7 separate regions of the Mus musculus genome follow, and regions 2, 3, 4, 5, 6 and 7 are each linked to region 1. A link is a loop called in an ENCODE intact Hi-C map of the cell type or tissue named here. Cell type or tissue: left cerebral cortex. All regions are shown on one strand. Region 1 has its middle 46 kb from the start of Gm33059. Region 2 has its middle 25 kb from the start of Gm33105. Region 3 has its middle 82 kb from the start of Gm33286. Region 4 holds the start of Gm52726 (a long non-coding RNA gene). Region 5 overlaps Gm52726 (a long non-coding RNA gene). Region 6 has its middle 76 kb from the start of Gm33286. Region 7 overlaps Gm33059 (a long non-coding RNA gene).

Region 1 (4,000 bases):
AACAAAGGCTACAGAGTAATACCAGCAGCTGAGTGCATCTAATCTGCAGCCCTGTGAATGCTGCCCAAGACAAAAATCACAAAACATTGTGTGGTAACTCTCTTGGGCATGAGCTCTGTAGATGACCACATGGTGTCACAAAGTCGAAAGGTTGGACCGACTTTGGAAGCACCTGCATTCTCAAACTGAGGCTATATGAAGTTGTTCTCTATTTTCTATTCTGAAGGGATGAGTTCCCATGTGCTTTTGGAGTAGCACAATTGATTAGCTAATCAAAGGGTTAAATGGCAGCAGCGCTCAGAGCTGGTCCCTTTTGCTGGCTGCATAGATCACTCCTGGCCCTGGAGCAAAGGAATGAGAAAGAAGGAACTCTTGGGGGTTTTTTTGTTTTGTTTTTTGTTTTGGGTTTTTTTTTTTCTCCTCTTTATGTCTCACTCCTGACCGACTGCACAGTTATTGGAGAAAGATTTAAGTCTTGTAGCTGTTCTTTGAGTCAGTCCACAGAATACAATAGTGATAGACTGGGGTATCTTGGCTCAAAGGATCAAAAATATCATTGAAAGTCCAATAAGGTGGAAGACTGGGTATGAGCAGAAGGTTTGCGGTTGTTGCTTCGTGTGTACAGAAAAACGCCCCTTTTTAAAGTGGAGGTCTCTAGAAAAGTCTCTCTAGCTGGTCGCCTTCTAATAACGGTGGGGAATTATTTCCACAGCATTTTGGACTCTAATGACCCAGATGACATCCCCTCCCAGTTCAGCGGGCTCCATTACTTGCTTGGATTGCAAAAAGGTGATAGTGTACTTGGGCCTCATTATAACAAGACTCCAGGGGGTGGGGGAATCTTGTCTCCACTCTCTAATAACAGTATCAGCTGTGCAAACTACTACTGCTCCCTTCCCATCAAAGCTGTGTTGTGAGGAGACATTTTTCTTTCTTTGTCCCAATACTATCCCGATGATGAAAGAAGAGTCCCCCAGATTATTTGTTACCTTAGGGGGACGAGCGTGCTGTTAATCACAAGCCCATCCAGGCAAGATTCTAAATGTTAATAGACTACCAGGGCCTGGAGGAGAGGCCATTTTTCGGCTGGGGAAGCGGCTGGCAGCAACCCCATCTCACAGCATTGACTCATGCCTGAATCACAGCCAGGCTGGCAGGATGTTGTTTTGGGGAAGTTCGCAGGCCTGTCAAAAACCTGCTGTTGCCATTGGCTGATATTATGCAAGATTCCAAATGATATATTTATATTCTCCTTTTGGATTTGTTGTGTGGTGTGCCCCCCCCCCCCAATTCTCCAGCAAGCTTCAAATGGCCAAAATGGAATGCATAAACAAACAAACAAACAAACAAACAAACAAAGGTAGACTCATCATAAACTGAAGGCACTTTGCTCTAAGCTCCCTTAGGCAGCCAGGTCAGAACAGTGCAGGGAATTTGCTGCAATCATTAAAGCCTCACTCAGGAAGGGTATGGCAAGCCCCGAGCCTCCATGCATGGCTTCATCCAAGTTTCTTTCCTCCCTGTATAAATCTCTGCAGCTTGCACAGGGATAACAGATTAAGCAAGGCCCCTGGTGCACTTCCTTTGTTGCAGGCTGACTGGTGACTGGGAGAGGGGATGTGGTGGTAACTGCAGAGTTTGTGAGATTCACAGAGGCTCAGCTTTCCCATCTGAGCTTCTCTGACCCAAGCCTGTGAAGAGTTTAACCAGGGAGGCTGAGGAAAGTCTTCCCAACTGTGTCACCAAGTGCTGAGAAGTTCCTCGCAGGAACTTGGTAGGCAGAGAGAGTGTGAGTGAATTCATTTGTATGCCTAATTTAAGACACAATTGAGAGGCACAGTGTTCTAATAGATGGAGTTCTGGCTGAGGAATTAAGAAACCCGAGTTCCATTCTTAGCTCAGCACAGTGAAACTGAGGCTTGGCATTTTCCAGGAGGATTTGAACTCTAGAGACAGTCAATTCAGGACAAAAACTGATAGAGTGATCCAACCTCAACCCCCGTTATCTACAGCTTCCGTCAAGCCGATCGAAAGCAAATTTAGCCATTCTTAAATTCTTAGAAAAGTCCTAACGAAAAATGTCCTTTGAATAATCCCCTAGAGGAAAAGGTGGAATTGTTTAGCATTCACTCTTCAAGGGGAGCTGTCTTTGGACCTTGTTCAAAGCAGACCCATAGCGTGGAGGAGGGGCTCCTACTCCCAGACACTGGCGATAGGGAGGCACCAGCACTCTTTCAAGTCCTGCCCAGGGCACTGGACACAGCTGCACTGCAGCCTCCCTGGGAAAATGACCTTGGCCATTAGCCTGCGTGCTTAGTGGTTGCTTCCGTCTCAACCTCACACTCGGGGGCATTTTAGATTCAGGAAGCAGAGCGATCCATGCTCGCAGTTTCCCAGTGACCACTCACTGCCCAGACTTGGTTAGTAACATATGGAAGCTCAGCCCTGGAAATGTTCTCAGGCCACCACAGCTACATGAAGAGAAAGAACAGTTAGAATGGTGTCAGATTTATCCCTTAAAATCATCTTCACTTAAGGAATTAACAGAGTAGCCTGTGAATACTACTATAATAGTCATATGCCGCATGCAAAGTGACTGTTCGCCTCTGACTCTTTGTCCATGTAGTTTAAATTTCTGAATATCACCAGCCTGGATCTGTCCTCTCTACCATGTCTTTAATAAACATTTAACTTTTATTGTGTTTTTTTTTTGATTCAGTCATTCAACAAATATTCCTTTGTACCAACTGTGTATTTAAGAACACAAAGTGTCTGTCCCTGGCCTTAAGAAGTTGACCCTCCAGAAAGAAAAGAAAGCCAATCAAGACAGGGCTAGCTCGTGGATGCTCTGAGATGAGCCTTGGAGTTCAGTGTGGAAACAAAGGAAGGGGAGAAGCAGACACTGTTCAGAGAGCTACCTATGTTATTTAGACATTAAGGTGTTAGAAAAAGAGAAGGTTTACCTGAGGATGGCATGGTTCAATATACAGACCATTCAGGTCCATGGGCAGAGCTTGTGTTAGAAATATTTCATGGAATTGGATTTCCAAATCCACTTTCTCCATTCTGTTAATAAACCCTTCCCAGCTGACAAAGTCTACATCAGAACACCTTGACCTGACTCACTTAGGCAGAGGGTATGGTAAATAGACAAACAGAGCCTACCTTGAGATTTTTGAAGCAGCTAAAGAATAGACTCTCTTTCAGCTGAAAATAAAAATTTTCTATAAGCCTAGAACTAAGCTATCATTAACCTATTCATTGAGAGGGCCTGCCAGAAAAGGAGACAGTCAGAGGATGTGCCATGCCCATCCCAGACTGAGCATCTTAAATTTCTATGTTACATGTGTCTGCTTGAGTGTTCTTTCACTTGCAATCAATCCTAGTATAGTGAGATAGGAGAACCAATCAGAAAACTGCTAGAATAGGCCAGGTGAGAGGTCAAATGTAGTAAGCCAAGGCAGTGGGAAAGGGATCAAAGAAAATAGTAACAAAATTGAAAGGCCCCGAAGGACTGGGTTTTGTGACTGATGAATAAGCCTGAGAAGAAGGTTCATAGAATTAGCCCGGGGGCTTTGGTTTACTTTGTCACGATGGTGCCACTCACTAACACAGAAGATTAATAAGAAGGCTTGAAAAATGAAGAGAATGAGTTTGACTGTGGACATGTTGAATCAAGTCCTGTGGGCTATCCAGATGGAGATGTGCAGTGGGCAGTTGGATAATGATTTTAGGAGTCAGAAGAAAAACCAGAGATCCTGTGTTTAGAAGCAACAAATGGGGCTTACAGATTCCTCCAGCTCATCAGACTAATGAATGTTAGAGGACATGAACACCCAAGTGGGAATAGCCCCAAATACCTGCTTTCTCAGAGACATTATAACTTTGTATACTTTGAGTATCACAATTCTTGTTTCCATAGAAATATCAGGTGATTGCTAAATTCCTTTTTTTTTTTTTTTTTTTTTTTTTTTTTATGAGACAGGGTTTCTCTGTGTAG
Region 2 (4,000 bases), 140 kb before region 1:
TCTTGATGTTTTCTTGCTATTCATATTGATTTAACATTCTCTTAGAGTTCTTACTATACAATAGTGGACTTTACATGTAAGAATACTGAATTTTTAGTAGACATATTGCTTAAGGAACATAGATGAGTTGAGGCACCCCTGTGCTACATTTTGACACCCCAAAGAAGATCAACATGAGGACTGTACAAATAAAATCTGAGCATGGAAAATGAGGCTTCTTTTTTTCTGATAAGGCCTTATTACTTGCCCTTGCCCTGCATCCCTCCTGGACATCTCTGTTTCCATGGGAAAGCAAGAGTCCATTATTCCTTCATAGTACCTAATCTGTGTTCTTTCTCCCTCTAAAGTGAACTAAGAGGTGCTTTCCATGATATAGAGGTGTGAAGGTGCCCCAAAGGACATACTTGTGAGCCCATTATCTTTAAATGGAACAGTCCATTCTGCCAGAACAGGTACACCTGCAGGACACACACAGAGCACTGGATAGTTTATTAGAAAAACTTGGGAAGAATGGGTAGGAAGCTGGCAGTTTTTAGCATAGCTGTGACAGCAGCTTTTGCAACTGAGAAGAAATACATGCAGTATTCATCACATGGTTACAGTTTTATTTTCTCCAGTTTTGGTTACTTCTTGTCAACCACAATCTAAATGGAAAGTTTCAGAAATAAATAATTTTTAAGTTCTAAAAAGTGCATCATTCTGAATACTATGATGACATTTCACACCATCTGGGTCTATTCTGTCCTACCGTAGACATGCATCATCTTTTATCCAGTGTATCTATGCTGAATGTGCTAGCTGCCCATCAACTGTGCAGTAGCTACCCCAGCTATCAGACCCACTCCTGTAATGCCACAGCACTTATATTCAAGTAATTCCCACTTTGCCTAATAATGACCCCACAGTACAGGAATAATTCTGCAAAGGAGGTACCAGGGCACAAAAGATGGAAGGACAGATTACTTTTAGAGACTGAGTTATGAACAGAACTAACACATGTTATTTCTTGACTCAGCATTCAGTTGTGGGTGTTAGACTTTGCAGAGCTCTTACTCCTCTGGCATGGCAGTTGACAACGTTTTATACAATCATGATTTTCTATATCTGGCTCCTGAGAGGAAGAGATTTGGAGCAAAGCCCCTAGCCTGTGCATATGGATATTTAGTGCCGCAGTGAAAATAACTTTATTATAGCATGTCACTAAGATTTTGGAATTGCTTCTTGAAGAATCATATCCTTGATTATTCCTACTGACGCAGGTGTTTTGAGTGTCACAATTAGATTATGAGTTCCTACTCTGAAGATAAAAGCTGGCTGTAACTGGTTTATATATTCCTATTGGTTCTGATGGGCAAATCAGGTACCTTGTGCACAAACAATTCAAAGATAAAAAAAAACAAAACCAAAACAAACAAACAAACAAACAAAAAAACCCACCACTCTGCTGAGTCAGCGGCTTGTCACTCTAGATAACTTCTTCAACTGCTACTCCCTGAAACCATTTTCTTGAGACACCTCAAGCCAGTGACATGAAATGGTACCTTAAAATACAGTAACATAGTTCCTCTAGACTGACTAATGGAAAGGGAGTTACAACTAAGTGTGCATTATGCAGGGTAGAAACCTGACTGGAGCCAGACTTTTCATAGGAACACAGACTCAAATCCTAAATTAGACCAGGTAGAACCAGCAAGAAGATGAAACTACTTTCAGTCTTCATACTTTCCCCTTCCTGATATTTAATGCCCAATGCCAGTTAAACAGACCAGTTTTGCCTGGTTCTGTTCTTTGTTCTCTCTGTTTTCTCTTTCTTTCCTTCTTTTTCCTTTATTCTTTATTTTCCCATTTTCCTTTTGGTAGGCTTTCTCAAAGAACATAGATTGACCTGGTTAGTGAGTCTCTGTCTCCTAGCCCCTGGAGAGCTGCAGCTATTTTTGGTTATCTGATTGCATTTTTTTTTAAACTCTATCTTCATTATACCCTTAGCTCAAATAGCCAAATCATCCCCCTTGTCTCTCCTGCTTCCTCAGCTGTTTATATTTCTCTCCTCTCATCTTTCTTTGCCAACGCAATACTAATCTCTGCTCTCCCCAGCCTCTTCCCACTTCACCTACAGTAATGATTGTCTTGTGCACTCCTTTCTATCACTGTTCCTTTGCTCCCTAAAATGATAGGCTGGTCTCACCTGTGACCCTGATTGTTTTGCAAACATTAGTCTACCTTCAGGGGAGTACTGACAACTTAATCTTCTCTCCTCTAAAACCATATAAAAGGAGACAGACAGAGAGGGAGAGAGAGAGAGAGAGAGAGAGAGAGAGAGAGAGAGAGAGAGAGAGAGAGAAAGATAGATCAAATTAATATGATTTAGTTCCTCTTGAGCATTGCAAATATTCCCTCCAAAAGAACAAAGTTAATTTTTAAAAATCCAACAAATGGTCTAATCCTTGATGTGGAAAACCACAGGAAATGTGAAAATCCAAGGCAGTATGAATCCTGTAAGCATGACAAATGCCTTACTAATGGCCCTAGAGAAAGTAAATCAGATAAACTTCCAACCAAAAAAAAATCCCCAAAACCTGATGAGTGTAAATATGTTCAAAGAAATCAAGGAGGACACAAAAAAAATTACTAACCAAATTCCAAGCAAAACCAAACAGCTATATAAAATAAGGAAGTCAATATAGGATATAAAAGTGAAATTCAATAAAGATACAAAATTTGAAAAAAAAAACAAACCCAACTGAAATATTGGAAATGAAAGTTCTAAGAAGCTAAATAAAAATCTCAGTGGAAAGAATCACCAGTAGAATGGATCAAAGGAATGGTAGAGTAAGATAGCTTGAAGACAAGAGAGAGGAGTTGGAATCTTAAGATGATGTCAAAGATAAAGTATGAACAGAACATTTGAGGTCTATAGGGCACTGCGAAAATACCAAATCAATAAATAATAGGCATAGTAGAAAAATAATTTCATGTTAAAAGCATAGAAACCCTTTCAATAAAATAATGGAACAGTTAACAAATCTAGGCAGATACAGGAGACATTTAGAACACTGAACAGACAAGACCCACAGATACACCTTTTATCATATGATAGTTAAAACATTTAACATATAAACATAGGGAATTATATAGAAAACTGCAAGAGGAAAAAACACAATTTCACATACTAAGGCAAGACCATTTGAATAAAAACATATTTTTTCAAAACCTATATAAATCCAAGAGGGCTTGGAATGTTATATTTCCAGTTGTGAACAATAACTGCCAATCCAGACTACTCTATATACCACCAACAAAGCTATATGTCATAATTGAAAGGAAAGGGAAAACTTCTTGTAATAAAAGCAAACTATAGGAATTTGTGCCCACTAATCTTACTTTATAGAAGCTACATGAAGCTGCACCAGAGGCATACCTCAAAAGTTTAGAGTACTTCCTGCTCCTGCAGAAGGTCCAGATTTGTTTCTCAGAACTGAACCAACAGCTTCCAGCCATCCATAATTACAGTTCCAATGTACCTAGCATACACTTCTGGCCTCTGTAAGCACAAGACACACATGTGGTACATGGACATACAAACAGACAAATACTCACAAGTGTAAAAGGAATATAAATACTAATAAAAAGAAGATACATGAAGAAATTTTTTAGAGTGAAGACAAAGTAAGCATATCTATGGAGCTATAGAAAGTATAATTCATAATAGAACAGTAATTTTAAATGAGGAATAAGAGTATACAATACACTAAAAAAACATTAAATGACTTGATTAGCACATACTTTCCTATAGTAATAATGGTGGTATATTGGTGGTATAATTTATCCAATAAGTCATAACTAGCACAATGGATGAAAAATATCCAGGACCCAAGCTTGTGAGATGGGCTCAGTGAATAGAGACACTTAATCCTGGAGACCTGCGTTCAATCTCCAAAATCCTGTATTCAATTTTCAGAACCCCAGTAAAGGTGGAAAAAGAGAACAAATTTTACAGAAT
Region 3 (4,000 bases), 490 kb before region 1:
TTATCACCCTTTCTTCCTCTTTCAAGGTGCCTTTGCTTATTGAATTGGAACATTGTATTAGGTTTAAGGACACAGGGGAGCAAAAATACTTCTTGCTAATGGCGGAGGTCCTGATTGTCTTGGTCCATACCTGAGTTTGGAAGAAGAAGAAGAGGAAGTGGGAAGGAGTACCAGAACAGCCCCTGGCAGCCAGCCAGCCGATCCTCAGCTGCACACGGTTAAGACATGGCGTTTACAGCAGTCCATTACTTTCCAGTGGGGTCACCTTACTCAGGCAATAGGCAGCCGATTAGCAACTCTGCCTCCTGGGCAAATGAACAAGTCAGAGATGGGCAAAATAGGGGTTTCATGTGAAAGCCAGAGAGGAAGCAGGATTTGAGAAGATGCCATCCTTGCCATGTGAGCCACACTTTTATGTAATGCAGAGCACTGTCCGTCTGGACATAAACTGATAATGGCTTTATTCCAATGTAGCTGCAAATGGAAATGGGACTTTGGATGGAGAATTAGTAACACTTATCCCTGAGTTTCTTTGTTGATAGTTAAGATTCTTAAGTTGGATTCAATTTCAGATAAGGACTCAGTATGAGAATAGGTTAAGAAGTCATAATACTCCTTTTCTATTTCAATTCGGGGACATTTCCTTCCCAAGTGTGGCTCAGAGAAGTGGATATGAGGAATATAGAACTCTAATGTGTAGTATCTAGGGGGGAAGCGCTATTCTTTCTTAGCATTACCCACATTCACAGTAATTGCAACAAAATGTTTTAGGAGGGCAAATGAGGTCTATGCCAGACAAAGCAGAATCAGCCAAAGCATCAAGTATTTGTCTTGCTCACGATGGTGGCATGCCATTGTCAGAGGAGAGTTTGAATCAGCAGCAGTTTGGCAAGAACGGACAAAACAAGGGAAAGGACTCCGGAGCAAGGTTTTTGAAAATAGCTGCCTCCAACTGGATGAAATTTCTCTTCTTTAGGTTGTGGTCCAGATGCCATGTGGTAGGTTTGGGAACAGTGCCACTGCCACAATTATCGACAGCACCCTCAGTATCCTGAACATTACAGTAATGGGCGAGTGACTCTACTTGGGTTGACAGTAATGAAGAAATGGAAGAAAAATATTAGTGCAGAAGCACTGGCAGCCTGCAAGGAACTCCAAGCTGGGCCCTCATGGTGGCTGAGTTCTCATCTCTGGGTTGTCCAGATGGGGATACAAGCTGTTTGTGTGATTATCTCCATCCCTAGGCTCCTGCAAAGAAAAGGGGCTTTGGTCATCTCCTACCTAGGAAGGGAACACTGACTTCCTCTAAGGACAGGCATACTCATTCCATGACTCATCTCCACAGTCGGGCCACATGCATAGCCAGCAAGCATTCCTGACCTCCTCGTATGTATTGCCTGCTATCTGATTCTTGTTGAACTGTCTCATTTGTCTCTGTCTCTGTCTGACTCTGTCTGACTCTGTCTGTCTTTATCTTACACACACACACACACACACACACACACACACACACACACACACACACACGCTCACACATAAACATGCCTTTCTCAACACAATGACCCCAACAGTCACTGTAAATGTCCCCATCACCTCACCATCTGCCTGTCTATTGGGCTTTGGGTTTTTCTTCTAGATTAATTCCCTTAGAGCAGAGAGTTTTTGTGGACTTGTTAAAAATGCAGAAATGTGGTTTCCTGAACTACTCAGCCAGAATATCTGGCAGCTGGCCCTGGGAATTGGCATCTATGTTAGCAAAGGCTTCTGGATGATCCAGATGCACAGAAACACGGAGAAAGCAGGCCTTGGGGAGCATCTGTGCTCCCCCACAGAGAGCCACACTCTGTGGCAGGCTGCACCACACTGACAGACAGCAGAAGACGCAGTGTGTTCTGAAGCTGAAAGGCTATTCCCCAAACATGAGCCGGCTGTGAACTGTCCCCAGTCTGCAGGTTGCCTAAATCCTGAGAGGAACATTTCTTGCATCTTGGACTAGTTCTCAGTGTTGTTTCTCTCTCCATCACGTTCCTTGTTACTCACTGACTTAACAACTGCAGCATGGCTGGTAAAGGATTCCCACATACAATGTATTCATCCTTATTACAAATCTATGCAATGAACATCATTAATACTCCCATGTGAAGGAATGAGTGTGCCTTGCTCAGTGTACCAGTTAGCAGGTTGTGAAGATAGTATTTGAACTCAGATTAGCCAAACTCCAAATTCTTTACTATGATCTTTCCTAAAACAGCTGAACCATAAACGCAGAGCAAGGAGAGCCATAGAATCTTATTGAAATGTCTTAACCTCTTTCACTACTGAGATTTCCTTTTGGTTCTACCGACTGCCAACCACTAATAATAGGAAATAAAGTGATAAGATGAAAACTGGTATGCAATGTAGAATTTGCGGTGGCTTACTGAAATATTGAAAATAATACCCAAGCTTCTAATCTAGCCTTTTATTTAAGATCCCAGACCCTTGGTAACCTTATCACCTTCATTTTAAAAACAAGGAAGCAGAAATACAGGGAGGGCTGGCTCACTAGCTGTAGAGTCAGGAACAAACTTCAGCTTTCTGCCTTTCTGTCTGAAGGAGTGTTATCCAACATCATTTGAAATCTGCCAAGCAATCACTCAAGCTGTCTGTGAGTATTCTATAACAGGTAGGCAAGTTGTATAGTGGGTACAGAAACAGAAAAGACACAATGCAATCTGGACTCAAAATATTAAGTATATTTGTAAAAACAAGGATTAGATGTAGAACCGAATGCTTTGAAAGCCGTGTTTCTCATGGTTGGCTGCAAATCAAAGCCACCCAGGGAACTTCTAAAGCCCCAGAAGCTTCCAGAATTAAGTACCTTTAAAAGTAAGGCACAAGCATGTCCATTAAAACAAATCAAATCAAAACAAAACAAAACAAAACAAAACAAAACAAAACAAAACAAAAGCCAACCAACCAACCAACCAACCAACCAACCAAACAAACAAACAAACAAACAAACAAACCTCATCCAGCCAGTGGTAAGAAGCACAGTAACAAAGTAGCACACTTCACAGTAGGGGCATGAGATACTCTAGGAGTAATGGAAAAAGAGAGGCAGGCTAACACTGCCCGTGACCATGGCCACTGGACTCAGACAAAATGACGGCTAAGTTGAGGGGGTGGAGAAACCACATGAGGAAGTCCAAGAAAAAGGCAGGAGCTTCCAAAGAGAGAGGTGCCAGTGAGGCGCCTGAGAGCTGACATCTGCAGGAAGGTCTAAGAGGTGGAGACAGGAAGAGCGCTGTTGGCATGGGTTTCTCCTGGGAAGCATGCATTGATTTGTAGGTTGGGTGATCTGGGAAACCACAAATAGACACCAATCAGAATAAACACACTTAGTTCTTGAAGAAACACATCGGTATCTCAAGTCTTAAGAAACCAAACCAAACCAAACCAAACCAAACCAAACCAAACCAAACCAAACCAAACCAAACCAAACCAAACCATTTAGTTACTGTGCTTTTTATTATTATTATTATTATTATTATTATTATTATTATTATTATTATTTCAAAGGGACCCTTGTAAATTTGGCCAGTCACTGTTTAGTTTCTTATTTCTAATATGTTTTAAAACTTTCCATTTATGTGTTCAACCACAAATTCCAAGGACTGTAAATCAGAAAGTAGTTACTTACTCCCATAACATTTGTCTTACTCTTGCACATCTCGTCTGGGCCAATCATTATGGTAGTTTGCAGGGTTTACAGATTATTGAATAGTTTCCTTCCATGATATTGCAATAGAACCTTTAGATACTATGAAATCTAGCTAGTAGGGATGAAGCTCCCAGGTCAATATCACCCTAATTTCTCTGTCTTCTATGGTCCAAGTATATGGTATCTTTAGCAATGGAGCAATAGAGTCCTGGAGGGTAACCAAGAAGAATGGCAACAGCTTGTGATGTTTAGACAGGGTATATGGGATCTCAGGGGCCATCAAAATAGGTAACAAGG
Region 4 (4,000 bases), 230 kb after region 1:
TGATATCCCCAGATACGAGTTGTGCCTGTGTGACAGGCTTCAGGGACACCTCCCTCACTGGTCAGGCGTGGCAAGGCTTCGAGGAGGCCAGCTGCCAGCCTGTATCCATGTGTACTCACACTCCCAAATCAGGGGCAGCCGTGTCCCAGCATCTGGCTTTGTTCTGGAAATTGCAGATTTCTTAAAAAGGAGCTTGGACTTCCAACCATGGCTCTTAACTCTGAGGAAGATCTCTAATCACCTTCCACACACATTTCCAACTCTTGTTGCTGGGAACTTTGGTTCTTTTCCCACACCACCCCCACCCCACTCCCAGCAGAAGATGCTCATAGCTGAAACATATATACTGCCCTGTTTTATACATATATATGTTACATATTTTATATGATATATATGTGTGTATATATATATATATATATATCCCCACCCCACTTCTATACTTAGTTTCCAGCTCAAGTGGATTTTATTTATTTATTTATTTATTTATTTTTAGGACGTGTCAGATAAATCTGTTCATCTTTTTTGAGTTGAAAGACTGGAAGAAATCACACGTCGCTTCAGATGTGAGATGCGCATGGGCGGTTTGCATCCTGCCCAAAGATAGCTCAACTTCATTTTGAGATGTTTTGCCTTCTTTGGCAATCAAAATCCAACTTTTCTACATAGGCATGTGCCTACGGGTTACAAAACTTGAATACATCAACATTGGTTGTGGTCTTTGCCTCACCTCCAGATAAACTTGTGCACCTCAGGGGTGTGGGCTGCACCAGCCTTCTAGAAATCCTGGGCTGCTCAGGCTCCACGAAAGCGAAACACGTGAATGCTATTAACTACACCTAGAAGACCGTGGGCAGGGAAGGAAGCACAGGGGAAGGCGGAGAGCTCAGCTTTGGCGTATTGAGGTTGAGGTGACTATTAGACACCCCAGCAACGATGACAAGCTGTCAGTGGGATGTCTGAGTTCAGCACTCAGGAATGAGAGCCACGCTCTAAATGCACTTGGAAACTGTGACAAAGTGGACAGAGGCCAGCATTCCCTCCGTAAGAGGCACCCAGAGCAATCAGCTCCCTCGAGGTTTCTAAAGAGTCTAAAGGTGATAGATAGCCTGGCTTTCTCAAAGATCAATTTGCCCAACTGAAGGAATCCACCTGCCCTCCCCCATCCTCATCCCTATTTAAGGAAGGACCAATGGCAAACAAGCTATAAGTCTGAAAATCACCAAGTTATGTGAGAAAGTCACTTATTTCTCAGTAGGTTCATATGTAAAATGGGACAATTGTATCAAGGCTCCATATGAACAGCAGACTTTTTTTTTTTTTCCTCTTGGAAGATCCAAGCCGGCCATAAGGGGTCAGAAAGTAATCTCCCACCCCAAAACTTCCTCCCTACAGGGAGACACCCCCCCCCAAGCTACATCTCACCTCTTCTCAAAGCACCACCGTGGGGAGCACGCTGGCACACACAGTGCTGGAACAGTAAGTAGGTGAGAGCTACATCCTGGTCCACAGGCCAGGAGAAAGAAAACCACTGGGTCAGTGGACGTATGCTTTCCAAACCTCCAGCCCATCCTCTAGCAAGGCCACATCCCCTCATCCTTCTCATCCTATCAGAGAGTTCTACTCCCTGATGATAGGCATTCAAACATGCATATGGGGTCCATTCTTACATATAAAAAATAGCAAAAACAAACTTTAAAAACCCTCCTCCAAGACCTGGATAAAGTTCATTAGTCTTATTCTGTGGTTTATATTATTCTCTTGAGTCTAGAGAAATAGTTCAGTGTTTAAGAGCACTGGCTCCTCGTCCAGAGAATCTGGGTTCAATCCCCAGTGCCCAAATGAGTTCTTACCCATCGGTGACGCCAGTTCTAGGGTACCTGGTGCCCTCCTCTGGCTTCCAGAGGCACTTCCTGGTACACACACAAGCATGCAGGCAAAACAACCACATACAAAAAGCTAAATTAAAACACCACCACCAATAACAACAAAATTACTGTCTTCTGTCTGTCAGAGTGTGTGGAGGAGGGGGCATTATTAGATGCTTTGGGAAAAAACCTTTCCAGAATGTCTGAAAACCTGAGCCTGCTTTTTTGTTTGTTTGTTTGTTTATTTTTGTTTTTCAAGACAGGGTTTCTCTGTGTAGCCTTGGTTGTCCTGGAACTCACTCTGTAGACCAGGCTGGCCTCGAACTCAGAAATCTGCCTGCCTCTGCTGGGATTAAAGGCATGCGCCACCACACCCGGTTTGCATTCTTAATATAGCTTAATGCTAGAGAGGCTGCCCTCAATCCTCAGAGTCTCTTACAATATTTAGCAGTCACTAACGGTGAGAAACTTTGCATGTTGGAATAAGAATTTATAACTATTTTTTTGCAATCTTTCAGAAATGTCAACAGTTGAAACTATATTTAAAGAATCATCTTTTCTCCTTTTCATAACTTCCTTGCGATTTCTTGCTGACATTTCTCGGATGCCTCAAGTGGACTTCTAATTCAATGGACATTTCACATCAGTTCTTTCCATCAGTGACGAGGCTCTAATGTGCAGAGCACGCTGCTACCCAGGACTGAAAAGAAAGCCTCCAAACCTGGCCATCGTATGCCCAGCCCCACTCCTGGGCCCTCCACAGCCTCTTAGACACCCTCTTTGGCTCGTCTGTATCAGAGCCATGTGCTTACAAGCCGCCCAGGCGGAAGGGGCTGCTGTCAGCTCTCTGGTTGGCCAGGCCAGCTCCGGAGAAGGGCCTTGTGAGTTTGGTTTTCATACTTTCATCTACAGGGAGTACAGGCTGTTGCTGCTCAGAAGCCCAGGATGTTCCAGGGCTGGAAGGGGCCAGTCCTGTAGGTTGAGACTGTAGACACCTTGTCATCCCTGGTGATAAATGACTAGTTTCCTGAAGGAAAGGTTGGGCAGATGTCTTTGACCTCAGTCAGCATGCTCACGTAGGCTTACCATGGTGGGATGGATTATTTAGGCTATCTGCTGTAACTTCTAACCCCATCATGTGCCTTTCTTCACGTTTTGCTTTTCTTGGTCTGCATCTCTCTCTTTTGACTTAACTTTCTTGCTCTTTTTCTGGCTGCGTTACTCAGCTGGTTATTTCTTTCTCCCATTAGCTAATCATGCTGGGCCCTCAGGCCTTTTCACTTGACACCTGTTACTGACTGCATCTGAATCCTGCTCTCCTTGCTCCCTTACCATCCGGAGCATAACCCCCATCTCTCTCTCTAGCCAACTCACTGGACTCAGAAAACCTTTTTATCCAGCCTCATGTGGCTGGCTTCTCCTCTTGCCTCATTTCTGCTAATGGTGCCACTGCTGTCCCACCTAGACTCTAACCCTCTGATAGTGGAACCTGGAGGTTTAACATTCTAAATGTCCACCACGTCCATTCCCTATTTATACAGTTTCTGTGTTCTAAGCTTTGACCTGCATCCACTAAATACAATAGACTCCCAACTTCAATGCTCAGATTATCAGATAATTCTCACAAAGAAAAGTTTGGCTTATACTCTTCTTGAATAGACATTCAAAACCCTGCACAGTGTATAAGCCAGATTTTACTCTGAGATTCTAAAAATAATCACGCCCATATGTTGTGCCTATATAGTTTAGGTGCTGGAAATATAGCCACTGAAGAAATACTTCACACAGAAGTTGTATTCTAGAGAGAAGACTTAAACGACAGGCAAACAGCTAACATACACTAGAAAGGAACCGTAAGGCGGCCACGGAACTCCAGGTAGCACAGCCACTGCGGGAGCAGTGGAGATGTAGAGACTTCTCATACTGTGGGAAGAATATTCCAGATGCACAAAGTTCAAAGTCCTAAAGGGAGAGCTTGTTTAGCTAGTGGGATATAGCACAGAAACTAGAGTGACAAGTAGGTTGAACGGGAGGCAGGTCATGTTGCTACCAAACTAAGGGGAGCACAGGGCCTTTCAGAATGTCTTGAACAGGAAAGTGACCTGCTTCCAAAAGCAGTACATCAACAGTATGGA
Region 5 (4,000 bases), 210 kb after region 1:
TCCCTGGGCTGTTTCCTTGTTCTCTCCTTTCTGCCACAGGGGTCAGCCCATCCCCAGATGAAAGGTCTTAGAGAGAGAGAAAGAGAGAGAGAGAGAGAGAGAGAGAGAGAGCACTTTACATATCCATGCTTGAGTCTGAAGTCTGGGGTGGGTGAGCAGGGCATCAGACTTTCATAGTTAGTTTCTCAGTGAGCTCAAAAAGCCCATGGCAGCAGCTGTGACATGAGAGACCGAGGAAAGTGAAGATACACCAGAAAACAAGACCAAGGAACGAGGTGAAGGTCATAACTGCCTGAATCTCTACCACCTCATTAACTGCCAGTGTCTCCCATTGGCCAAGCCCAGCCGCAGCCCAGAAGCCAGGATCGTGGCAATGCAGAACCTTCCCTGAACAATATAGACAACAAACCTGGCAACATTGTCACCTGGTGTCCTGCTCTTGGAATGGCCTTTCCTGTTTGCTGTCACAAGGTCTAATACGCATTGCCATAAGCCTGCCTTGGCAAATCTCTTCTGGCTCCCTTCATTGTGGGAGCTCTTTGTGTGTGCTATGTGCTTTCCACCTGGTCCGGCTCTTCCCCTGTGTCCCACTCACCCACTACTACTGCATCAGAAGCCACCAAACATAGTGGCCCAGCACAGCAGAGTCACCTAATAGTTTTCATGGCCTGACATTGATCCAGCTTCTCTGCTCTCATTTGAAGTCTCCCATAGGCTACCCTTTGGGATCTCCACAGGTTACCCACCTATGGCGTTCCTCAGCTACTCAGGCAGGAGCCTCAGGAGAGACCAGTGTAGAAGATCAGGAGAGAAGGCGAGGTCATCTTCTGGGAGCACATACTGAAAGGTCGTGCTGTGTTCCTTCTGTTGAACTGTGCTCATCAGACACAGCACAGTAACTCCACTCAGCTTCCAGAAGGGGAAAACTAGACTCTTGTGGGAACAAGTGGCATCGATTACTGTAGATCCACCTGTGACCAGTCCTTATCCATACCACCCACACCCTCTTTGGGCCCACAAGGCAGAACAAAACAACTCTACAGACTCCTTTCCTCATACTCCATACAGTGGGTACCAAGGCTTGGAGACTCCAACCCCTTGAATGCCTCCAACACGTCACTAGTGGCTACACTTAGCTTTCATTGTCTCCTCCCGGTCACCCTCCTCCTCTGCAGTGTCCCCAACCATCCCTGGGATACACTCAAACCATCCACACTCCTGCACTCTCCTGACTGGAGCCTGAAGCCTGCTTGTCTCCCTCAAGGGATGCTGGAACATAGGTCTTCCACTAGTCTCTTCTGTAGTCTCAAGACGAGATGATGACAGGATAGGGACGGGGCAGCAGTGGGGAGGATGTGGAGGAGGGTGGAGGATCTTTGATTGTTTGTGGAAGGCATTCTCTCTCCAGAGGCCTGAGATAGTCTCTTAGGCTTCACATTCTACGTCTGAATGCTGGGATTTGCAAAGAAATTGTTACTGGAGAGACAAATGACAACTTTCGTCATTTTCTTGCTTCTAACTTATCATTTAAATATGCGTGTCTAGATTTCCGAGTGTCATCTCGTGAAGGAACTATTCTTACTGTTAAGGGACATCCATGCTAAAATTGTGCACGACTCAGACAGAGGAGACAGACACAGGGAGAGTCACTATGCTTTTCTTTTTTTGGTAAGAGTTGGGGGAAGCGCAGCAGAAGGACAGAAAATAGAAAAGAATAAAGAGAGATCAGCACTGTGGCAGATGGAAATCGTCAGGCGGCAGCAGCAAAGAGCTTGACGGGATGTGTCTCCAAGGAGAAGGGACTTCAGAGCTGCACGACCATTTATTTTATGTTTTTGCATCTGAAACTAGCCATTTTATGCACCGGATAAAAATCAAAGACAATCAGACCAAACTAGTTTTAATTTGGGACTTCGAATGTGATCCTTCCACAGAGAACTCCCTCTCACGACATCTGAAATCACCAGCTCACTGAAGGGAGCTGCAGAGCCATCAGCCTAGATAAGTGTGAACTTATTGCTTGTCAGAAAGAAGATGCTGATAAGATCCCCTCTCCTCTCAGGGGAATTAGGAAGTCTAGACGAGATGCAGATTAATGGCACACCCAAGGAGCATTCCTTATGGTTGTTCCTGGTTTACAGTTGGTCCAGCTTTGGACTGAGAAGGTTTGCAAGCAATGAGGGGCACAGCAAGCATCCTAAGAGCCGACTTCTCTTGATGTGTTTTCCAGAGTGAAAGCTGTCTGTTCGTTTGTTACCTAGTCCGTAAGCCTGAAGCAAAGGGGGCAGAGCAAAGTCTAGGAAGCTGTGCTGCGCATGTGTGCTGAGATTTCCTCTTCTCCAGATCTCTGTCCTTTGCCAATCTGGTCCACAAGGAGAGACCAGGTGGCCCTGCAGCAGGGCCAAGGCCAGGTGATCCGGACAAATTGAACTTCTGCTCTGAGCTTTGGGATTTGTACCCACTAAGTGCCACAGGCTATCAGAGTGGCACCCTCCTGCGCTGCAGATGGGCTAAGGGCCCACAGTTGAAGCTCAGAATCTGCCTGCCTGTGCGACTCCTACCCTCACCTACTTACTACCTTTTCTCAGCAAAGGCCTGCGCATGAGTTCCTCCCATACCGAGAGCTTATGTTGCTTTTCAGGAAAAGCTTCCAGAATCTACTCTAGCATCATGAAACTGGCTCCTAAGGAACCATCACACAATGGCACAGCCAATTTACTTAACCAATGACTTTGACGTGACAAGCTCCAAAGCCCTAGGCAGAACATAGTTTTCTCCAAAAAGATGCATGCAACCTGCAAAGAAGCGTGGCGGGTGTGTGTGTGGGGGGGGAGCACCTTACAACTGCACAACGGATTGGTTCTAAAACTAACTACTTTCTGCTTAACCACTCTGTGAGCAGCGCTCCCCACGCCAGGGCCTGAGGGACATTCCACCCTCATACTTACTAGGGGAGAAGATTTGAGTTCTTCTGTGCCCCTGCCCCCTTTGCCAGCCAACCTCACAATCAGTTTGTTTGGTTGGTTTGGTTTGTTTGTCTTGAGTAAACCTGTGCCACAGCATTGCTGGAAGGAAGGCAAAGGGCTTCCACTCAGCATCCTTCCTTTCTCTAGATCACTGGTTCTCAACCTTCCAATTGCTGCAACCCTTTAACACAGTCCCTCATATTGTGGTGACCCCCAACCATAAAATTATTTCTGCTGCTATTTCATAACTGTAATTTTGCCAACCGTTGCTCTGGGCACATGCTGACTATTGTAGAAGCTTTTTCCTCTTTCTCGTGGCTAGACCTCTGTGGGAACACTGCAAACCCAGAGCCGGGTGGCATGTTCTTACTGCCAGAGCTATGATGAGGCTCAACACTTCATTCTTGCCTGGTGCCCTTCAGTTGTTATGAAAGACGGTGGGGTTGGAGACACAGCAACCTGAGGAGAGAACACAGAGAACTCTTTTATTTATTTATGGATTTTTGTTGGCCACGATAGGGATCAAAGCCAGGACTCACAGGTACCAGGCAAGTGCTTTATCCCTGAGCTATGCACAGCCACTCCAGACTTCAAATCCCCAGCCTTTCAGCTGGGGTCAGGAGCTATCTGAAGGACCAGCTTGTGGCTTACTTCTTCATGAAGGATGAGGACCAGAGGCATGGACAGTGTGTGGGGAGTGTTCAGCAAGAGGCCACAAGCAGCTTCCTAGCCCTAGCCTCTGTGGGTGCCAGCTAGCTGGATAGGTTCTAGAAGGCTGTCAGAGTCCAAGTCTCTAGTGCACCCTCTGCCTTTTGAAATCTTTCTCATCATACCCGGGTTTCCTTTGTCCCGCAGTGAGAGAGGGGAGCAGAGACTGAGTTAGAGGCTTGCTGGAGAATAGGACCTAGAGAGAAAGAAGAAAGAGGATTGCTTTCCTCGTTGATTTTAAGGAAAAGTGTTCCAGGTTAGTGTTTATTGTCAACTTGACACAAGCTAGGAAGAGGGAACTTATCGTCTTCCTTGCACAGGCCTGT
Region 6 (4,000 bases), 500 kb before region 1:
CTCTCTCTCTCTCTCTCTCTCTCTCTCTCTCTCTCACACACACACACACACACACACACACACACACACACTTTTGAGGTTGGATCTTACTTTGTATGACTGGGTGGCTTGGAACTCGATATATAGACCAAGCTGGCATTGAATTCACAGAGACTTGCATACTCTTACCTCCCTGGTGCTGGGATTAAATAAAGGTGTACCCGTCACACCTATGTAGGACATGTCTTCTTAAAGACCTCTTTTGAACAGCAGAATTCTGTGGTTCCCTTTCTTCCTTAGCTTAAGACTGCCCCTGAAATAGCTTTTATCTTGAGCACCCATGACCACCTACACTAAAGACTTTCCACTCTCTTCTAGGCGATCCCACTTGATTGGCTGTATGCTTCCTTCACACTAAGGTTAGAATTGCACGATTTGGGCAGAGCTCATTGCATCATAGTTGTGAGGAGAAAGCTGTTTCCATTGCCATGATACACTGCTTTTTAAGAAAAGAAACCAGCTGAGTAGTTTCAGAATTTTACAGCTTATCTTTCTGGTCCTGATCAGCCTATGGAATGGTAAAGGTAGGGACTGTATGCCTATTTAACCCTGAGTTCCTACTCCGTGCTTATTGGTTGGCACGTAGTGTTTACTTATGCTGAAAGGACGGATGTTAAGTGCTTTAGCTCAGTGCAGTACATTTGCCCTTGTCAATGACATGGGGATAAAATATCACATCTCAAAAGCGGTAATCCATCATTAGTGTTTACCACACTGCAGTTATGTAATTCTCTCAACATACTGATGTGCGTCCCCACTTTAAATACAGAGAAACTAAGATGCTGTGGGAATACCAATTTCCAATTACCAATGCCCTTGGAATAACCCAGAAGTATAGTGCTAAGAAAAGAAAAGCTTACATAGTTATATCTTATTTAGAATTTTAAAACTGAGTATGGAGAAGGGGGCTGTGATTTCATACCTCACTGAGACCTGTGTCTCAGCAGGGGGAATTTGGTGTGGGTCCAGGTGGGAGGATGCTGGGGAAGATGGCATTCCTGAGTAGTTCCTTTGGCTTTTGGGTAAGGAATGAAACATACTTATTTATTTCTCTTTGACATGGAGAGAAGGTATTTTACATCAAACAATGCTTGAAATATATCACAGTGTGAAATAAATACTTCTTAAAACAAGACATAAACACACATCTAGAAATTCAGAAATGAGGTTAGGGATGCTCACGATGAAGACTCCCCAGGAGGAAACACAAGCATCCGTGCAGTCATTGATGCTGACGGTTAGCTGGGGAGCCTGGTTAGGGTAGAGATCAGCAGTCAGACTCAGGAGATCTCTGAGTAACCTCACTGGGTCATGGCTATGAGCCGAGTTGCTGCCATTGGCTTGATTTTGTTATGGCTAGATAGCTTCCTTATATCTTAGAGATTTCATCTGATTCTTAATAAATGTATAATCAATGAGTTTTCTAGTTTAGTTTATTGCTCCATAAAAATTCTAGACAGGCTAGTTTAAATGACAGAAAAAAAAAGCTCAACATTTTAAATAGGGATAATTAAATTTATATTAAGTAATAATTCTGGTGTATTGTGTCTTTCTCAGCTTTCCTCCCTCCTCCATCTTCTCTAGTTCATTTGAGAGACTGACATAGGCTCTGAAATTCAGACTCTCAATCCTTACTTACTTGTTCATCCGACACAAACCTCAACTGTGATAGGAATACAGAATTTGTTCTTGCTTTCTCTTTTTTGAGCATCGTCTTGCGGATTAGGGGGATGCGTGATTAGAGATGCCTTGAGGATTAAGAATTTTTAAACATGGGTTACATGTTTGGGGGACTTCTTTCTCCATTTCTACTATCAAGTCACAGTGAGAACGAGTTGACCAACCTCCAAACAAGACTCTGGGGTCTATTTGTGTTTTCCTGTGAAGGGCTCCTCCTTCCCTCTCTTCAGGCACAACATGGCACTATGGCGGCACTTCGGAGGTAGTGACACAGGAGACCAGCAGGTGGCACATGGGAACCACAATACTCACACCCAAGCTCTCCACCCAGCTGGAGGAAGGGATTAGTGCAGGCAGAGCTGGCTGAAGTCCTTGGTTATGGTGGTAGGGTCTACTAGGCAGGAAAACAAAGCAAGCCACATGAGCAAAATCAGTAGGTGGATGGTGTGGGAGTACATTTTATAGAAAAGCCAAGATGTCCTTTGTTGTTGAGGTGACAGAAAAGCTAGGACACGAGCAGGTGTGAAGAAGGGGATGACTGATAAACTAGAACCATTTTTTAATGCTAAAACGATCATTATGTGCACTGTCCTTCCTTATTTCAATCAACTATGGGAATATTCCTTAGAAGAGACAATACTTTTCTATGAGCATATACCTTAGAGGAGACAATACAATAACCTGGTCTTTTGTGTACCTGCATATATACATATATGAACGCATGTGAGTGTTTTCATGTGTTTGTAGGGTGCATGCCTGTGGAGGCCAGGTTCACCTTGTCTTCTCAGACAGGGTTTCTCATTGGGCTGCAGCTCACTCAGTAGGGTAGGCTGGCGGCCAGCAAGCTCCAAGGATCTGCCTGTCTCTGCTTGTCTAGCCCTGGGATTTCGGAGATGCATTACCAAGCCTGGCCTTTAAATATGACTTGTGGTGCTCAAACTCAAATCCTCATGACTGCTTGGCAAGCACTTTACTGAATAAGCAGTCTCTCCAGTCCCAGCTAGCCACACACCCCTAAAACCAAAGAACCAAACACTCCTCTCCAACATATGCAGTATGTGAACTTACTCTCTGAAATATTATGTCCAGAAAAAAGGCAGGATCATTTAACTCAAGGCTTCTTAATCTTTCTTTCTTCCTTCCTTCCTTCCTTCCTTCCTTCCTTCCTTCCTTCCTTCCTCTCTCTCTCTCTCTCTCGATCTCTCTCTCTCTCTCTTTCTTTCTTTCTTTCCTAGCAGTCCTTTTTGCTCAAGAAATTTTTAGATGCCACTAAACAGGTGTATAGATCAGACATTTACTGATAATAAATCAAATTTATTTTAAAACAATTTTTATTTACATAAATTTTATTTTGGAGACTAAAGCGAATTTGCACACAATGAGACGGATGTCCTCATTGCTTCGATTTTTACACAAAGAATTAGATCTTGGCTGAACATTTCCAAGTGTAAAACACAGAGCTGCTTCAACATTTTTCAGTTGATTTGTGTTTTGTTCTACAATAATTAATGCCAAGATTGCTGTTCCATATAAATATGCATTACAGAATGACAGAAGCTATATTTTGAGCCACTTCGAAAAATTGTTGGAAATTCTGTCCTAATCCCAAGCTAAAATTAATTTGGAGGTTTTATTTTGGGCGGGGTATGTAAAACTTAAGTCAGCAAACTCGCATAGCAATTTAGAAAGATCAAACATTCAAGCAATCCAATCCAAGATATACTGATTTGATACTTACACTCTGAGGAAGGATAATACAAATTATTAAATCTTTGTTTTCCGCTATTAAACCATATGTCTCTACAAGGAGCAGAACATTGTATATGCACAATAAAATGCTGGCATTTATAACATACAACAACTCTGCATGTGAGTCAAGGTACTTCAGGGATGTGTGTTGGCATGGTGTGATACAATGTGCAGTACCAAGTGTGCAGGTTAGGGGTTCACAATCAAGGTGATAACGAAGCCAAGAAATAAACACAGCATGGGCAAATGCTGCGTGAAATATGCCGGATTCATTTTGAGCTTAATTCTGAATTAATTTTTGGCTGATCAAGTTCAGGAATCCTTTACTGTCCACAGTTCTTCCCTAACCCTGTATTCAAGTAATTATGGCCCACAAGATAAGAATCTAAAGTTTCCATAGCAAGCTATACAGAGAACAACAATCTCCATCTAGCCAGACTAGCTCAGATGTGGGTTTCTGATGGAAGAAGGACAGTTAAGAGTGATGTATAGCCGGGCGTGGTGGCGCACGCCTTTAATCCCAGCACTCTGG
Region 7 (4,000 bases), 61 kb before region 1:
TTTCTTCTTCAGCAAACCTTCATTCACAGCTTCCCTTTAGTGTTTAAGTAGGAAAAAAAATAACGCGTGAGTTATCTCCTGCCTTACCTAAATGAAAGAACATTGCCCTTAATATTTTCTTCATGTTAACTGACTGGCCGACCTCTCGATGTGATGAAAACAGATTACCTTAAAACTGATCCACTAAGAGCAAGCCGCGCCGTATTTGTCATCCATCTGTATGATCTGCCGCTCACCAGAAGCGAAACTCTCAACCGAAAGAAATAAAGATAATGAGGCTGAGGAGGCAATTGTGGCGCTCGCCTGATGGTGAACATTTTCATACCTCAGGGAAACTGATGGCTAAGGTTGCAGCAATAATATCAAGACTTAGCTTGAGACTGAAAATTACACTAATTTCTCTCTTTTTCCTAAATTGCTCTGACCTAGGAAGCCAGCTAAGAAAATCGAGCCACCTGTAAAGCAGGTGTAACCTCTAGAAAGACACAAGCTGCATGGCAAGGAAGGGGGTAAACTATGGGAGGAGAGCTGGGCGTTGTGGCGCACGCCTTTAATCCCAGCACTCAGGAGGCAGAGTCAGGCAGATTTCTGAGTTTGAGGCCAGCCTGGTCTGCAGAGCGAGTTCCAGGACAGGACAGCCAGGGCTTCACAGAGAAACCCTGTCTCGAAAAACAAACAAACAAACAAACAAAACCTATAGGAGGCACACAACCAGAGTTGAGTCTTGCGTGGTAGAAGTCCTGCATATTGTGGTCACACTTGATGATGCCTGTACTCGCCAGCTCCTTTTCAGTGTCCTGTGTTAGGACAAGCAATCACCGTGATTATGATCTCGAGAAAGACTTCAGATATGGTCTTCCTCACCCATCCCTCAAGTGCACAATTCCACACAACAGAAAACTCACCAGGAACACTTCATTCAGTGTTGAATTATTTCTCTGGTTTATTTTACCACCTGTGTTAATGTCTGGGACTTCTGCAATAGTTACAAAAGACTACATTGTCTCTTTGCTCTGAAGGCTGTGGTCTGAGGTAATGGTGCCACCCGGGGTTGATTAAAGAAGCAGAGAGAACCTAGTCTAGGGTTCACTTCAAGCTTCCAGTGGTTTGGGGGAGAGCTCTGCCAATTCTTGGCTGGCTAGATGCATTCTTTCAATCTCTACTTTCAGCTCATGGAGACTTTTCATACCTGTGTTCAAATTTCTCCTTTTAACAGTACACCAGTCCTACTAGATCAAGGCCTGCCTTAATGATCACACTGGAAAGACATTAGTTCCAAAATACAGTCATATCCTGGAGAGTTGGGGTTAGAGCTTCAACATATCTTTTTGGAAGGACACATTCAATACTCTGATACTAAGTTAGTTATAGATTTCAGCTAGTTTGTTTGTTTGTTTGTTTTAACTATTCTTAAATAAGAATTTTGTCCCTGAAAATGATAGTGTTCACTGTCTTGAAATAGCATTGCCTTCTCCAATTGTAGGTACTAGATCTCCCAAGAAAAGAGCTAGTCCCCCTTGGGGCTTAACCATTACAGTGGTACTTAAATCCATGCCCCCTAGAGACTCTACATTCCCTTCTACAGACTTGTTTTCATTGGTGATCAAGATGAGTGGCATGCTGCCTCCGGAAACCCTCCCATTGCTAGCATGCTTCTCCACAACTCTCCCATCTCTGCTCCAGGCTGCCCACTGCCCTTTTTCTCAAGGTTGAAGGGGATTTCGGAGTTGAGGGAGGCGGCTCCATATCTTTTTGAAAGATTGTAAAAGATGACCCCATTTCCTTTAGTTGCAATCCTTCCCACTGAGAATGCTGGAATTTCCCCCAAGGTTGGGTATGGGGATGGTCTAGTACAATATGCAGTGCCTCTTCTCAATTCCCATTATAAAAGTGATGCAGTTCCCATCAGGAAGATGAGATGCACCCAGTGCAACTGAAAGACACACCACCTCTGGGAGCCTTGGACTTAGAAGACAGAAGGCAACATAATGGGGTCCCAAGGACAAGTGCGTGACAGTAGGAAGAAAACCTGCTCCTGTCCTTGCTTACCTTGTCCATGAGGTTACTGCCAAGCAAAGGTAAGCAGACCTCAGAACAAGCCCCACAACTCATCTCTCTAGTAGTCTATTTCCAGCTTTCTTTGCTTAAATCCTTGAGTTTTCTACTACAGATGGCCATTTTGATAGCAGGCAGTTAGTCATCCTTTCCGGTCACACGTAAACCTCCCACACTGGGGCCAACTCAGAAACCAGAATTAAAATGCATTTGAAACAAGCATAACAAATTTGGCTTCTGTGAGTGAGCCTGAGATGACTAACACATTTTCCATACAGGTCCCAAGGCCAGGAATTATAGTTTTCCTCATATCGCTCTCTTCATTAAGCCTCAGCCACAGTGAAACATTGCTATCAACTTCAGTTCAACAACTCAAGGATTCAAGCAAAAGTAAATCACATTGGAAATAGATATACTATCTAGCTTAAGATACCTGCTTACCTTTGCTCACAGTAACATGTGACAGTAATCGTCCATGCTGGTGACACTGAAGTCTCTCTGCAGGGACATCGTGAGTGGTGTGGAAAGCTTAGAAATAATCAAATGGTCTTCCTTACAATTGTGGTAGAAAGAAGATATTTCTTGAGAAAAAAGATAATTTTCTATTTTTATTAATATTTGATGAGTCAGATGGCAGTATCATGTGAATTTTTAAAATATATGCTTGTGTGTGCAGTGAAGGAAAATGTTGCCAAGCAAAGAAACATGTTCAGCTCTGACTTTTTGACTCATGTTGTAACACGTGTGTTTCATTTTCATTATAAACGCAAGGCCATGACCACTTGCAAAAGCAAAAGAAGTGCTTGAGGTTTGTCAAGCAAACCAAAAGTAAACAAGAAGTGCCAGGTTACACTGTCACTTGGGGAGGATGGGCCACTTCTCTAGATGGATATAAAGAATGCTTCCTTACGTCAGCTAGAAAGTAATTTAAATCCATAGAGTTGAATAGCAGAAGGTTGAGAGCTGAGTCTAGTCAATGCTTGCTGGTTATCTATTCCCATAGTACTTAGGATACATTCAGAGAATACAAAAACGTGCCCTTTCCCAGTGATAAATGAAGTAAATAAGTCACACAGGAAATAAAAGCTAAGAAGCAACTGGGTAACATACAAGGGAGAAACTATGGAACCAGGGTGTCAAGGGAGTGTCCAAGGGTCCAACTCTGGAATCAGGGTTCTTTAACATGCTTGCTCTGGAACTGCCTTTTGTCTTTCTCACCGTTCAACAAGGAGGCGAGCACCATTTCTGGGAGGCTTTGCTCCTGGAATAGGACTGGGGGGCAGCTTTAATCCCTGACTTTGTCACAGCAAGAAGGAACCACAATGGGGAGGTCTGCTGGCGAGAGAGACGGAGGAGGAATAGCTACACAGAGGAAAGCCTGTCCACCAGGCACTGATGAAATTATGCAGTTCAGGTGTGGAAGACTGACTGACTCCCCATACACCCGAATGACAGAGTTTGAAGTCTGCTGTGGTTACTAGAGATGAGACTGGCTGATGAGTGTTCTCAGCAAACCACTCTAGCAGAAGTATGGCTTGAAGTCGGTTTGGTACCTCCTCTCACTTGCAGGAACGCTAAGCTATACTTCCTGGCAAGCCCATCTTCCCACATAGACATGGATACTGATATAAGCCTTGACATGTAAAGTCAGAGCTCTGTAGTCCAGGAACATGCCTGTGAGTCCTCCCTATTGGACCTAGAGGAAAAGCCAAGACACTCAGACGGAGAAGTACCACCTGCAGAAAGGAGAAGGTGTTGGGTGTTAGGTTCTTCTCTATGAAGAATAATCCCAAGGTACTATTCAAATTTAGGAGTATTCAGATTCAGTATCAGGATACTAAATTTCAGTCTCTTTCCTTCCTTTGACTTCCATCTCCCTTCTGTTATGAAAGAATCAGGAAGGAGAGGAAGGAAGGAAGGAAGGAAGGAAGGAAGGAAGGAAGGA

Evidence for each region. Hi-C counts contacts between places; a loop is a spot of excess contacts. Peaks named below come from ENCODE experiments on the same cell type or tissue, not always from the same donor. Only the 100,000 strongest peaks of a DNase experiment are listed, where the experiment ranks them.
Region 2: it touches region 1 in a loop (2.1-fold over the local background); 2 of 42 quality-filtered maps call a loop at or near these places.
Region 3: a loop joins it to region 1, with 2.3 times the contacts of the local background. A loop is called at or near these places in 2 of 42 quality-filtered maps.
Region 4: a loop joins it to region 1, with 3.0 times the contacts of the local background. A loop is called at or near these places in 2 of 42 quality-filtered maps.
Region 5: a loop joins it to region 1, with 2.7 times the contacts of the local background. A loop is called at or near these places in 2 of 42 quality-filtered maps.
Region 6: a loop joins it to region 1, with 2.1 times the contacts of the local background. A loop is called at or near these places in 2 of 42 quality-filtered maps.
Region 7: a loop joins it to region 1, with 8 times the contacts of the local background. A loop is called at or near these places in 2 of 42 quality-filtered maps.

Annotation. Positions count from the first base shown.
Region 1 is chr4:33,733,379-33,737,378 of GRCm38, reverse strand. No RefSeq gene overlaps it. Among named protein-coding and RNA genes, the nearest start is that of Gm33059, 46 kb to the left of the region's middle. In left cerebral cortex, no CTCF peak of the experiment used is centred here; DNase peaks (open chromatin) are centred at 1,130, 1,796 and 2,238; H3K27ac peaks cover 1,779 bases.
Region 2 is chr4:33,877,206-33,881,205 of GRCm38, reverse strand. No RefSeq gene overlaps it. Among named protein-coding and RNA genes, the nearest start is that of Gm33105, 25 kb to the left of the region's middle. In left cerebral cortex, no CTCF peak of the experiment used is centred here; DNase peaks (open chromatin) are centred at 821, 1,068 and 1,610; H3K27ac peaks cover 783 bases.
Region 3 is chr4:34,224,005-34,228,004 of GRCm38, reverse strand. No RefSeq gene overlaps it. Among named protein-coding and RNA genes, the nearest start is that of Gm33286, 82 kb to the left of the region's middle. In left cerebral cortex, no CTCF peak of the experiment used is centred here; DNase peaks (open chromatin) are centred at 1,036 and 1,744.
Region 4 is chr4:33,507,693-33,511,692 of GRCm38, reverse strand. Gm52726 (a long non-coding RNA gene) reads right to left here and starts at 2,122. Exons shown (of 3, transcript XR_003955376.1): 1 at 728-2,122. In left cerebral cortex, a CTCF peak has its summit at 1,908 (motif pointing left); DNase peaks (open chromatin) are centred at 148 and 688.
Region 5 is chr4:33,518,847-33,522,846 of GRCm38, reverse strand. Gm52726 (a long non-coding RNA gene) reads right to left here. Exons shown (of 3, transcript XR_003955376.1): 3 at 1,626-3,425. Among named protein-coding and RNA genes, the nearest start is that of Gm52726, 11 kb to the right of the region's middle. In left cerebral cortex, no CTCF peak of the experiment used is centred here; a DNase peak (open chromatin) is centred at 1,684; H3K27ac peaks cover 1,535 bases.
Region 6 is chr4:34,229,495-34,233,494 of GRCm38, reverse strand. No RefSeq gene overlaps it. Among named protein-coding and RNA genes, the nearest start is that of Gm33286, 76 kb to the left of the region's middle. In left cerebral cortex, a CTCF peak has its summit at 2,017 (motif pointing right); DNase peaks (open chromatin) are centred at 2,009 and 2,578.
Region 7 is chr4:33,793,891-33,797,890 of GRCm38, reverse strand. The region is part of intron 3 of Gm33059 (a long non-coding RNA gene); the gene reads right to left. Among named protein-coding and RNA genes, the nearest start is that of Gm33008, 3.1 kb to the left of the region's middle. In left cerebral cortex, no CTCF peak of the experiment used is centred here; a DNase peak (open chromatin) is centred at 2,224; H3K4me3 peaks cover 152 bases.